2 separate regions of the Homo sapiens genome follow, and region 2 is linked to region 1. Evidence: read pairs that join two places in POLR2A ChIA-PET (ENCODE). Cell type or tissue: HepG2. All regions are shown on one strand. Each heading gives the region's core, and the rest is flanking DNA. Links, peaks and the distances in the headings are about the cores only.

Region 1 (5,363 bases), core at 56-5,055:
GCTTCTTGACTCAGGCAAGTTCCTTCAACCTAGAATAGAGCCCACCTTCCCACTCATGCACCCTCCCATTCCCTCAGGGCAGCTCCATCTGTGAGAGAGGAACCCTCCTCACCCTACCTGAGACCCCTTTACTGCATCCCCCGGCTCCATCCTGCCTCCCACCCTCACCAGTATGGCCCCAGGAGCAATCTCTGCCTCTGACACCTGCCAGCCTCAACCCCACCTCATACCTTACCCACTCACAACTTCACCTCTTGACTTCCTCTATGGGCAAGTCTTACTTTGTCGGGTTCAACTCCGACTCTTCCATGAAGCCCTCGAGGCTCACTCCAGGCCCCCCAACCTCACCCCACTGCCCAGCTCTAAGCAGGAGCTCGGGAGGATGACTCACCTTCACCTGGAAGAAAGCATCCTGGGCACAGTACCGGATGTCACAGGCGGTGACAAGGTCCACACCTAGGAGGTAGAGGCCAGGGATGCTGAATGACCACCAGAACCAACCCTGGCTCCCGGGAGGTGGGGCTGCCTCTTGGGACACAGTCTGGCCCATGACAGAGCTGAGGCTGGATGCCAGTGGCCGCGGCATCGGAGCAGCAGCCCCACCTGGGGAGCACCCGAGCAGGAGGATAGCCGCAGACTCACCTCCGCCAATGCAGCCCCCATGGACGGCAGCAATCACGGGCTTGGGGCACTGAGAGGGAACAGGAAGAGTGGGGTCAGGGCTGGCCCAGGGGAGGCGCGTATGGAGAAAGATCCCCTCCAGACCCCTAGAGTCACCCTCTCGATGACGTTGAAGGTCTCCTGGTATCGAGTGATGATGTCACGGAGGTACCAGCTGATCCGGGCCACATCATCTCCTTTGGGCTGCAGGATGTCCGAAGCCATGTCCATCAGGTCAATACCTGGTGAGAAGGCATGATGGAGCTCATCCAGGCTCCCAGGCCCCACCCATTGACTCAACCAGGGATCAGAACCCAGGCACAGCAGGTTCGAACCCCCAAACCACCAAGGCGGAAAAAAAACAACTCACACAGGACTTGGTGAGGGATTGATTGCATGTTGGGTGGGAAGGAAATAAAAGCTAATATTTGTGGAGTCATTACTCACAGAATCCTCACAGCAACCGTACCAGCTAGGTCCTATTACTATTTGTGTTACCAATGGGTAAACTAAGGCACAGAGAGGTTAAGCACTTGCCCAAGGGGGTCACACTGGCTGGTGAGTAGTGAGTAATGAACTATTTAAATTAACTCATTAATGTTTTTAGAGACAGGGTCTCACTCTGTTATACCAGCTAGAGTGCAGTGGCACGATCATGGCTCACTGCAGCCTCGAACTCCCAGGTTCAAGCAATCCTCCCACCTCAGCCTCCTGAGTGGCTGGGACTGTGCCGAGGCTGCTCTTGAACTCCTGGGCTCAAGCGATCCTCCCACCTTGGCATCCCAAAGCACTGGGATTACACGTGTGAGCCACCATGCCGCATCAGAAGTAGGATTTTAAAATCTGGAACCATGCAGCTGGCTCCAGAGGCCATGCTTTTCCCCAAGATGCCAGACAGCCTGGGACTCAAGGTCTGCAGCGTGAGCAATGCAGTCAATGGTGGTGATGTTTCCTGAGATGAGAAACATCTCACGATGCAGCAATTTCTGTGGCTCCAACTTCAAGATGATCCTGAATCTGACCTTTCCTGCATCAGTTGTTCTCCATGAGCCCACCCTGCTCTCCCTGTTTCCACCTGTGTCCCCAGTCTATTCCCTACAGGCAGCCAGGGGAAGCCAGTGGACACCTTCTTGGGTCAGATCCTCTTTTTTTTTATTTTATTTTTTTTATTTCAGACAGAGTCTCGCTCTTGTCGCCCAGGCTGGAGTGCAGTGGCAGGATCTCGGCTCAATGCAACCTCCGCCTCCCGGTTCAAGTGATTCTCCTACCTCAGCCTCCCAAGTAGCTGGGATTACAGGCGCCCACCACCATGCCCGGCTAATTTTTGTATTTTTAGTAGAGACGGGGTTTTGCCATGTTGGCCAGGCTAGTCTCAAACTCCTGACCTTGTGATCCACCCACCTCGGCCTCCCAAAGTGCTGGGATTACAGGCGTGAGCCACCGTGCCCGGCCCAGACCCTCTTTTTCCCACCTGTGGCTCTTAGAACAAAATGGAACGTCCTTGTCATGACTACCCTGCATGAACACTGTTCCCAACCTGTTACTTTGGGCACACTGGCCTCCAACTCTGTGTGTGTGTGTGTGTGTGTGTGTGTGTGTGCACTGTTCCCAACCTGTTACTTTGGGCACACTGGTCTCCAACTCTGTGTGTGTGTGTGTGTGTGTGTGTGTGTGTGCGGGCACGTGCATTTGAGCCCAGGAGTTGGAGGCTGCGGTCAGCTATGATCGCACCACTGCACTCCAGCCTGGGCGACAGAGCAAGACCCTGGCTCAAAAATAAAAAATAAAAAGAAAAGAAAATGGCAGGACAGAGAGGTGAAAAGACAAGTGGAAATAGGATCCAGATCACTGCCTGAGGGCTGTGCAGTGGTACAGAATCTTCTCATTGAGAAGGTGACCTTGAGTAAAGACCCAGAGGAGAGGGAGGGAGCCAAGGACCTTTGGGCTGACAACCATCCCTCCCTCTTCAACAGCCACAGACTGACTCCTTCACTTCCTTCAGCTATAGCTCAAAGGTCACCTCCTAGAGAGGCCCTCCCTGGCCAACCTGGCTCAACGATGGCCCCATCCCCCGCATCCTGACCCCGCCTTACCTCCGGGCTGCACAGCTGCTATCCTATAATTAGGTCCTTATCTGCTTGAGGGTCTGACTCCCTTTCTAGAATGTGAGCTCTGAGAACACAGGAGTTTTTGTCTTTCTGTCCACTGCTGCATCCCCTGGGCCTAGCACAGGGCCTGGCGCACACGAGCTGCTCAATAAATGATCAATACAGACAACAGTCCCTGTCCTCATGGGGAGGCAAACAAATGAATAAAAAAGTATATTTTGGGGCTGGGCGTAGTGGCTCACACCTGCAATCCCAGCACTTTGGAAGGCAGAGGCAGGAGGATGGCTTGAGGCTAAGATTTTGAGAACAGCCTGGGCAACATTGCAAGACCTCTTCTCTACAAACAATGAAAAAATTAGCTGCACATGAGGCTGGGCATGGTCACCTGTAATCCCAGCACTTTCGGAGGCTGAGGTGGGCGGATCGTTTGAGCCCAGGAGTTGCAGGCTGCGGTCAGCTATGATCGCGCCACTGCACTCCAGCCTGGGCGACAGAGCAAGACCCTGGCTCAAAAATAAAAAATAAAAAGAAAAGAAAATGGCAGGACAGAGAGGTGAAAAGACAAGTGGAAATAGGATCCAGATCACAGCCTGAGGCCAAAGTCCCCCTTACTTTTTTTTTTTTTTTTTTTTTTTTTGAGATGTAGTCTCACTCTATCGCCCAGGCTGGCGTGTAGTGGCGCGATCTCGGCTCACTGCAAGCTCCGCCTCCTGGGTTCACGCCATTCTCCTGCCTCAGCCTCCCTAGTAGCTGGGACTACAGGCGCCTGCCACCATGCCCGGCTAATTTTTTACATTTTTAGTAGAGACGGGGTTTCACTGTGTTAGCCAGGATAGTCTCCATTTCCTGACCTCGTGATCCGCCTGCCTCAGCCTCCCAAAGTGCTGGGATTACAGGTGTGAGCCACGGCGCCCGGCAATCCCCCTTACTTTTAACCAGCATGCCAGCTACTCAGATGACAGACATTTAGCAGCTAAGAGCAAGGACTCTATAGCCAGGCAGCATGAGTTCCAAAATCCCAGCTCTGCCACTTACAAGCTGTGATTATTGGGTAAGTTTCTTGCTCTCTGGATCTGTTTCACCTTTAAATGGGGCTTATAGCAGAACCTGTCTTGTGGACTGTGATTAGAATTAATATGTTTAACGTGCTTAGAAAGGGGCGTCACACACCATGAGTGCTACATAATTGTGGCCACCTTTTTCTTTCTCTAATTAGTAGTTCTACTCTATCACTGGGTCACTGCATGACCTGCCGTTTCTTCCTTCTGGCCTTCGGGGTCTTGCTGCTGAAAATAAGATAAGACGGCCACATTCAGCTGGGAGCTGAAAGATGAAGGACCTGGGCCCGGCACAGCCACAAAAAAGCCCCATTTTTCTGTTCTCAGACATGATCTCTATGAGAGCAAGGGGTCAGGAATCGGGGCTGCTTCCCGTTTCCACATCTGCAGCACCCAGGAGGGGGCTCTGGCACTGGACTGTGTCACTGAATGTTTGTCAAATGAATGAACAAATGAACAAGAGGAGGAACAGAGGGAGATGCAGAAAGAAAGCAGGAGGCTGGGTGCGGTGGCTCATGCCTGTGATCCCAGCACTTTGGGAGGCTGAGGCAGGAGGATCGCTTTAGATCAGGGGTTCGAGACCAGCCTGGGCAACATAGCAAGCCCTGCCTCTACAAAAAGTGAAAAAACTTGCTGTGCATGGTGGTGCACACCTGTGGTCCCAGCTACTTGAGGGGCTGAAGTGGGAGGATGAGGGGAGGTGGTAGGGGCTGAGGTGGGAGGGGTTGAGCTCAGGAGGTGGAGGCTGCAGTGAGCTGAGATTGCTCCACTGCATTCCAGCCTGGGTGACAGAGGGAGACCCTGTCTCAAAAATGAAAGAAAGAGAGAGAGAAGGAAGTGAGAGGTGACAGCATGCTGGCAGCCCTTGCTCGCTGGCCTCAGAGCCCACTCTGGCCATGCTTGAGGAGCCCTTCAGCCTGCTGCTGCACTATGGGAGCCCCTCTCTGGGCTGGCCAAGATCGGAGCCGGCTCCCTCTGCTTGCAGGGAGGTGTGGAGGGAGAGGCGCGGGCGGGAACCCAGGCTGCACGCAGTGCTCTCCGGCCAGCGCAAGTTCCGGGTGGGTGTGAGCTCGGCGACCCCGCACTCGGAGTGGTGGGCCGGCGCCACCTGCCCTGAGCAGTGAGGGGCTTAGCACCTGGGCCAGCAGCTGCGGAGGGTACACCGGGTCCCCCAGCAGTGCCGGCCCGCTGGTGCTGCACTCGAATACTTGCCGGGCCTCAGCTGCCTCCCTGTGGGGCAGGGCTTGGGACCTGCAGCCTGCCATGCCCGAGCCTCCCCCCGCCGCCGTGGGCTCCTGCACAGCCCGAGCCTCCCCGAGGAGCGCCACCCCCTGCTCGGCGGCGCCTGGTCCCATCAACTGCCCAAGGGCTGAGGAGTGCTCCGCCTGCGGCCCTGGTGCAGGATCCACTGGGTGAAGCCAGCTGAGCTCCTGAGTCTAGTGGGGATTTGGAGAACATTTATGTCTAGCTGAGGGACTGTAAATGCACCAATCAGCACTCTGTATCTAGCTAATCTGGTGGGGACTTGGAGAACGTT
Region 2 (5,363 bases), core at 267-5,266, 82 kb before region 1:
AGGCTGAGCCCTGGCTTCCTGAGCCCAACTCCCAGCAGCGCGGTGGGTTCATAGACATAGGGTGGCACCGGCTCTGGTTGCAGGACCCCTGGCTAAGACCCCTCCTCCTGCCCCTATCCCAGCCAACTCACCAGGCTCCAGGGCAATGCTTAGTAAGGCCTGGAGCTGAGAGGCATTGAGTTCTTCCTCCTAGTCCAGGAAAGAGGGCTTGTGAGGCCATTTACTCATCCAGCTGCTCTGGGCCAAGCCCTGTGCTAGGGACACGGCAGGGGCTGACAGAGCCTCAGAGCCCTAGCTCCAGGAGTGGGGGAGACAGACCTGTCCCCACAGGGCCAGGGCTGTGACGGGGGAAGCACTGGGCTGTGGTTGCTGGTGGGGGGCCAGCAGACCGGCCTGGGGCAGGGGGGTGGTCAGGGAGAGCTTCCAGGGCTGGGCACCTTAGATGAGACCTGAGCCTGGCTGGAGGTGTCAGGAGGGAGAGGGTGGTCCTGGGAGAGGGTATGGACTGAGCCCAAGGCCCTGAGGCAGGGAGGAGCTGTGAGCATTTCAAGAAAAGGTCAGGAGATTTAAGCCCGGAGGGAGGAAAAAGCAAGCAAAATGAGACACCTGAGATGCTGGGGTGGGGGAAGGGGGGTCCCCAAGGGGAGGCCGCAGCGGGATACCCCCTCAGTCCAATCCCCCTCCTCACCTCTCCAGCCAGCTCCTGAAACAGCTGCTCCAACCCCAGCTCCAGGGGCAGGTAGGGGCCCTGCCGCATGGCGGAAGTTTAGCGCTGGCCAAGATCCCCGCCCCATGCCGCCCCTCCAGGAACAGTCCCCACCTGGAGAGACTGCAGGTCTGCGCTGATCACGTCGTCGATCTCCCTGCAAATTACAGATGGGAAGTGGGGAGGGGGCTGTTTGCCCCAGCTGGGGCTGTGTGGGACGGGGTCTCAGGTGAGGAATCGCGTGGGGTCTAGGTAGGGACCGTGGAGCCCTGGGCTCATCCTCGCGGGGCGGGGGTTCTGGGGGCGGGGCGGGGGTTCTGGGGGCGGGGCGGGGGTTCTGGGGGCGGGGCGGGGGTTCTGGGGGCGGGGCGGGGGTTCTGGGGGCGGGGCGGGGCGGGGGTTCTGGGGGCGGGGCGGGGCGGGGGTTCTGGGGGCGGGGCGGGGGTTCTGGGGGCGGGGCGGGGCGGGGCGGTGGTTCTGCGGGCGGGGCGGGGCGGGGCGGGGCGGGGCGGGGGTTCTGGGGGCGGGGCGGGGCGGGGCGGGGGTTCTGGGGGCGGGGCGGGGCGGGGGTTCTGGGGGCGGGGCGGGGCGGGGCAGGGGTTCTGGGGGCGGGGCAGGTCAGGTCTCGGGGGTCTCGGGGGTCTCGGGGGTCTCGGGGGTCTCGGGGGTCTCGGGGCCTGTCTAGGCAGGGATGGGGTCGGATTTGGGTGCCCGGGGCTCACACGGCCGTGTGGCGGCGCTCGGAGAAGACACGCAGAGTGAAGTCAGCCTCGTCGCCGGCGTGGGCGGTGCTCGGCACCACCAGGTAGTGGCCTGGACGCAGGCAGCAGCGGCGGGTCACGTCGCGGCGGGCGCTGAGGGGCGAGCGGTCGGCGCGCAGCAGCCGGGGCAGGAGCGCATGGCTGCGCGGGGAATCCCAGAGGCCCAGCAGCTGGGGACGGGGCGGCATGACCACGGACCAGGCTCACCCCCGGCCCTTCATCCCCGCACCCTCCAGCGCGCCCCGTCCACCCTGCCTAACCCCTGTCCACGCCTCCCCTGCCCCCGGACCCGGCTCTGCCCCCCCACCCCCAGGGCAGTTTGACCAAGCCCCAGGGCAGGTTGACCAAGCCCCAGGGCAGGTTGACCAAGCCCCAGGGCCGGTTGACCCCATCCCAGACTCACCTCCTCTGGAATCTGAAAGAAGCAAGAGCAAGGGGCGTCGGGGCAGGGGAGAGGTGGCCGCCGCTCAGGGTCTCCTCCCTGCCCCTTCTCACCTCTGTGCTCTCTCCCTCCTTCTTCGTCCTATTAGACCCTTATTGAACCTTTGCCCCGCAGTCCCCGACCCAGGCCCTCGCCGACCCCTCCCCAACTCTTCCTTCCCCATCTGCGCTCCCAGCGCCTTCTCTGTATCCTTGGTCCCCTCTGGCCCTTCTAACCCCCAGCCTCTCTCTGTCCCTAACCTCGTCCCTCTGTCTGTCCCTGAGCCCCTCCCTCTCATTCCCTTAGCTCCCTCTCCCCTCTGAGACCTGGCCCCCCAGCCCTACTAGCCCCCTACTCCCCTCCCAGCGCCGCCCCCTCTTGGCCCTGCTCCTCCACTCCTCCCCTCCTCCCCGATCCTCTTCAGTCCCACCCCTCCACCACTCCCCCTCTTCCCCCTTGGCCCCGCCCTCCACACCTCCCCTCTTCCCACTGGCCCCGCCCCTCCATGCCTCCCCCGCTCCTTGGCCCGGCCCCGCCCCTCCACCCTCCGGGTTCCCTCCAGCCTCAGCTTTGCCCAGGACCTCACCTGGAACACGTGGAAGCCAACGGTGAGGTAAGTGAGGCCCTTGGCTCTCAGGCGCCGCCGGTTGCGCTGGATGAGGGACAGAAGGACCGTGCACTTGGGCGTGCGGCCCCCCCGCGCTGGGCCCCGTGCCCCTGCAGCCCCCCAGCCCCCCCAGGGCCCTTCCTCATCCTCGTCATCCTCCTCATCAGGCTCCAGCAGCGTTAAACGGAACTGAGGATTGGTCCAGAAGGTTTCTAAGGGAGGAGGAAAAAAGGGGGTTTCCTAGCCGGCCACAGCGCCCCCCACCCCAGGAAGCCTCTCAGGGCCCCTCAGGCCTCACCAGCATTAGGCTGGCTCCCGCCGGAGTTGAAGCCACGCACCCAGCGGCCTTGGAAGGTGTGGACGTGCCAGCCGCCCCCCTCCGGGCTGGGGCCCAGCACCTCCGGGCTCAGCGAGCAGATCTGCACGGTGTCGAAATGGAGGAGGAAGTCCCGCAGCTCCATCCTGCACGGTGGCCCAGTCAGACCCTGCCCGGCCCCACCTCGAGGGGGTCCCAAGATCCCGGAAATGACTCCCAGATCCCAAAGCCCCTCACATTTCTTAAATATTGTCAAATACCCTTCAGGCTCCAGAAATGAACCCCAAATGCCTGGGCCTCTAGCTCTGCCAAATTCCTCCAAGTCCTCAGACATGCCCCACAAATCGCCAAGATTCACAAGCTGCCCCCAAATATCGTTAAATTGCCACCAACCCCCAAATAGCAAGACCCTCAGACTCTAAATTACCAACAAGTACCCTTCAGCCCCTCAACATTGCCAAATCTCAAGAAATGCCCCAAATATCACCAAGCCTTCCTCCATTGCCCTAAATACTGCCCATCCCTTTCAATCCTCCACAGATAACTAGGCCTTCAAATTCCCCTCATATTACTACTTTTTTAAACCCACTCCAATCAGAGGTTCTCTAATATTACTACCAATTCTTCCTTGATTTCCCAAAATAGAACCTGGCCCCAAAATTACCACCGATGTACACAGTTTCTCCCTATTAGGACCCATCCTTCAACTGGGGCTCGCCCTCCCTGAACCCCTTGGCAGAGACCCTCCCAGAGGCAGAGCTGGGACCCTGACGAACTGACCAGAACTCGCCATCCTCCTTTTTCACCAGCAGGGCATCGCGGCACTCGGTGGGGAGTGTGTCCCAGCGTGGGCAGCTGGAGAGACTGTGGTGTGAGGGGCGGGCAGGTGGGGTCCAGCCCCACACCCACCCCAGACCCATCCCACCTGTCGCTCCAGGCCCCCGTCCACTCCACGCAGCCCCATGGGTTCCGCAGCCGCAGCAGCCGCACCTTGGTGAAGCCCAGGAACACCTGGGGCAGCATCGTCAGTGGGGGTGATGCCTGGACATGGCCTGCCACCCCACCCATGGGGGACACTTACCTTGTGTGTGCCCGTGATGGAATACGCGTGTCCCTTTACCAGGCCCTCTTCTGTGCGGTACTCACCCCGATCACTCTGGGCAGGGGATGGGATGGTGAGGCCAAGGTAGGGGACAGGAGGGCAGCTGCTCCTCCCTGCCCCCAACCTCCTGCCACCAAGGCAGGAGCCAACCAGAGCACTGAACTGAATGGCACGCAGCTCAGAGACCATGTCAGGGTTAGTGACTGAAGGCGAAAGAGAAAAGGAGAGGAAGGGAGATGGAAACGAGACAAAAGGAGATGGAGGTACGGGCTCACGCCTGTAATCCCAGCACTTAGGGAGGTCGAGGTGGAAGGACTACTTGAGGCCAGGAGTCCAAGACCAGCCTGGGCAACATAGCAAGACCCCAAGTCTACAAAAATTTTAAAAATTCAACAGGCGTGGTGGTGCACACCAGTGGTCCCAGCTACTCTGGAGGCTGAGGCAGGAGGATCCCTTGAGCCCAGAGGTCAAGGCTATAGTGAGCTATGATGACACTACTGCACTCTGGCCTGGGTGACAGAGTGAGATGAGACCCTGCCTCCAAAAACAAAAACAAACAAAATAGATGGAAAGAGGCCTGTTGTGGTGGCTCACACCTGTAATCCCAGCACTTTGGGAGGCCGAGGCGGGCAGATCACAAGGTCAGGAGATTGAGACCATCCTGGCTAACACAGTGAAACCCCATCTCTACTAAAAATACAAAAAACTAGCTGGGCATGGTGGCGGGCGCCTGTAGTCCCAGCTACTCGGGAGGCAAAGCAGGAGAATTGCTTGAACTTGGGTGACAGAGGTTACAGTGAGCCAAGGTCGTGCCACTGCACTCCAGCCTGGGTGACAGAGCAAGATTCCGTCTCAAAAAAAAAAAAAAAAAAAAAAAAGATGGAAAGAGTAGAGAGACAGAGACAGAGACAAAGAAAGATACAGAAGAGAGAAACAGACACAAAAGAAAAAGAGAAGCAGTAACTCAGAGGATTTAAGTAAATGAATGAGTGAAGGAGTTAGACCAACTCAGTGAATGAATGAGTGTGTCATGGGGTCACAGATGAACACATGACCCAAGCTAAGCCCACGAGAATCAATCCTGGGACTTTTACTGAAATTCTCAGAAAGAGGCACTTTTTTTTTTTTTTTTTAAATAAACCCTAGGGTGGTAGGAGATACCTGCAGCTATGGGGGATCCTTTTATGCCCATGAGGGGAGAGCCTGGCTGAGAGTGACACTAACACAGAATGAGAAATAAACATAGTTGCAACACCCTCAGCATCTGGATCCAGCTGTGCCTGAAGCCCCTGATTCATGAGAGCAAATGAATTTATTTTTGACTAGTTAGATTTATGAGCGAGCCTAAGCCAGTAACGGAAGCAGAGAACAGAGGAAGCACTCCGCCCACCCCACCACACCCCTGACTGTGCTCTGGTCCTGGTGGGGGTTCCGCATGCGAGTCCAGGTC

What was found. Peaks named below come from ENCODE experiments on the same cell type or tissue, not always from the same donor. Only the 100,000 strongest peaks of a DNase experiment are listed, where the experiment ranks them.
Region 2: POLR2A ChIA-PET joins it to region 1 with 8 read pairs; 7 of 35 experiments call an interaction of 5 or more read pairs at or near these places.

The regions. Positions count from the first base shown.
Region 1 is chr19:38,816,674-38,822,036 of GRCh38, forward strand. It overlaps ECH1 (enoyl-CoA hydratase 1), which reads right to left. Exons shown (of 10, transcript NM_001398.3): 4 at 778-902; 5 at 643-691; 6 at 392-456. Among named protein-coding and RNA genes, the nearest start is that of LGALS4, 6.4 kb to the left of the region's middle. In HepG2, for the core only: no CTCF peak of the experiment used is centred there; a DNase peak (open chromatin) is centred at 2,728.
Region 2 is chr19:38,734,682-38,740,044 of GRCh38, forward strand. CAPN12 (calpain 12) reads right to left here. Exons shown (of 21, transcript NM_144691.4): 6 at 3,893-3,967; 7 at 3,737-3,822; 8 at 3,592-3,666; 9 at 2,794-2,957; 10 at 2,475-2,707; 11 at 1,871-1,882; 12 at 1,429-1,637; 13 at 821-863; 14 at 689-748; 15 at 132-189. It overlaps LOC124904711 (a long non-coding RNA gene), which reads left to right and starts at 1,546. Exons shown (of 2, transcript XR_007067251.1): 1 at 1,546-2,501; 2 at 2,663-5,173. RefSeq lists silencers at 1,576-1,725, 2,473-2,522 and an enhancer at 2,943-3,002. In HepG2, for the core only: no CTCF peak of the experiment used is centred there; no DNase peak of the experiment used is centred there; H3K4me3 peaks cover 825 bases.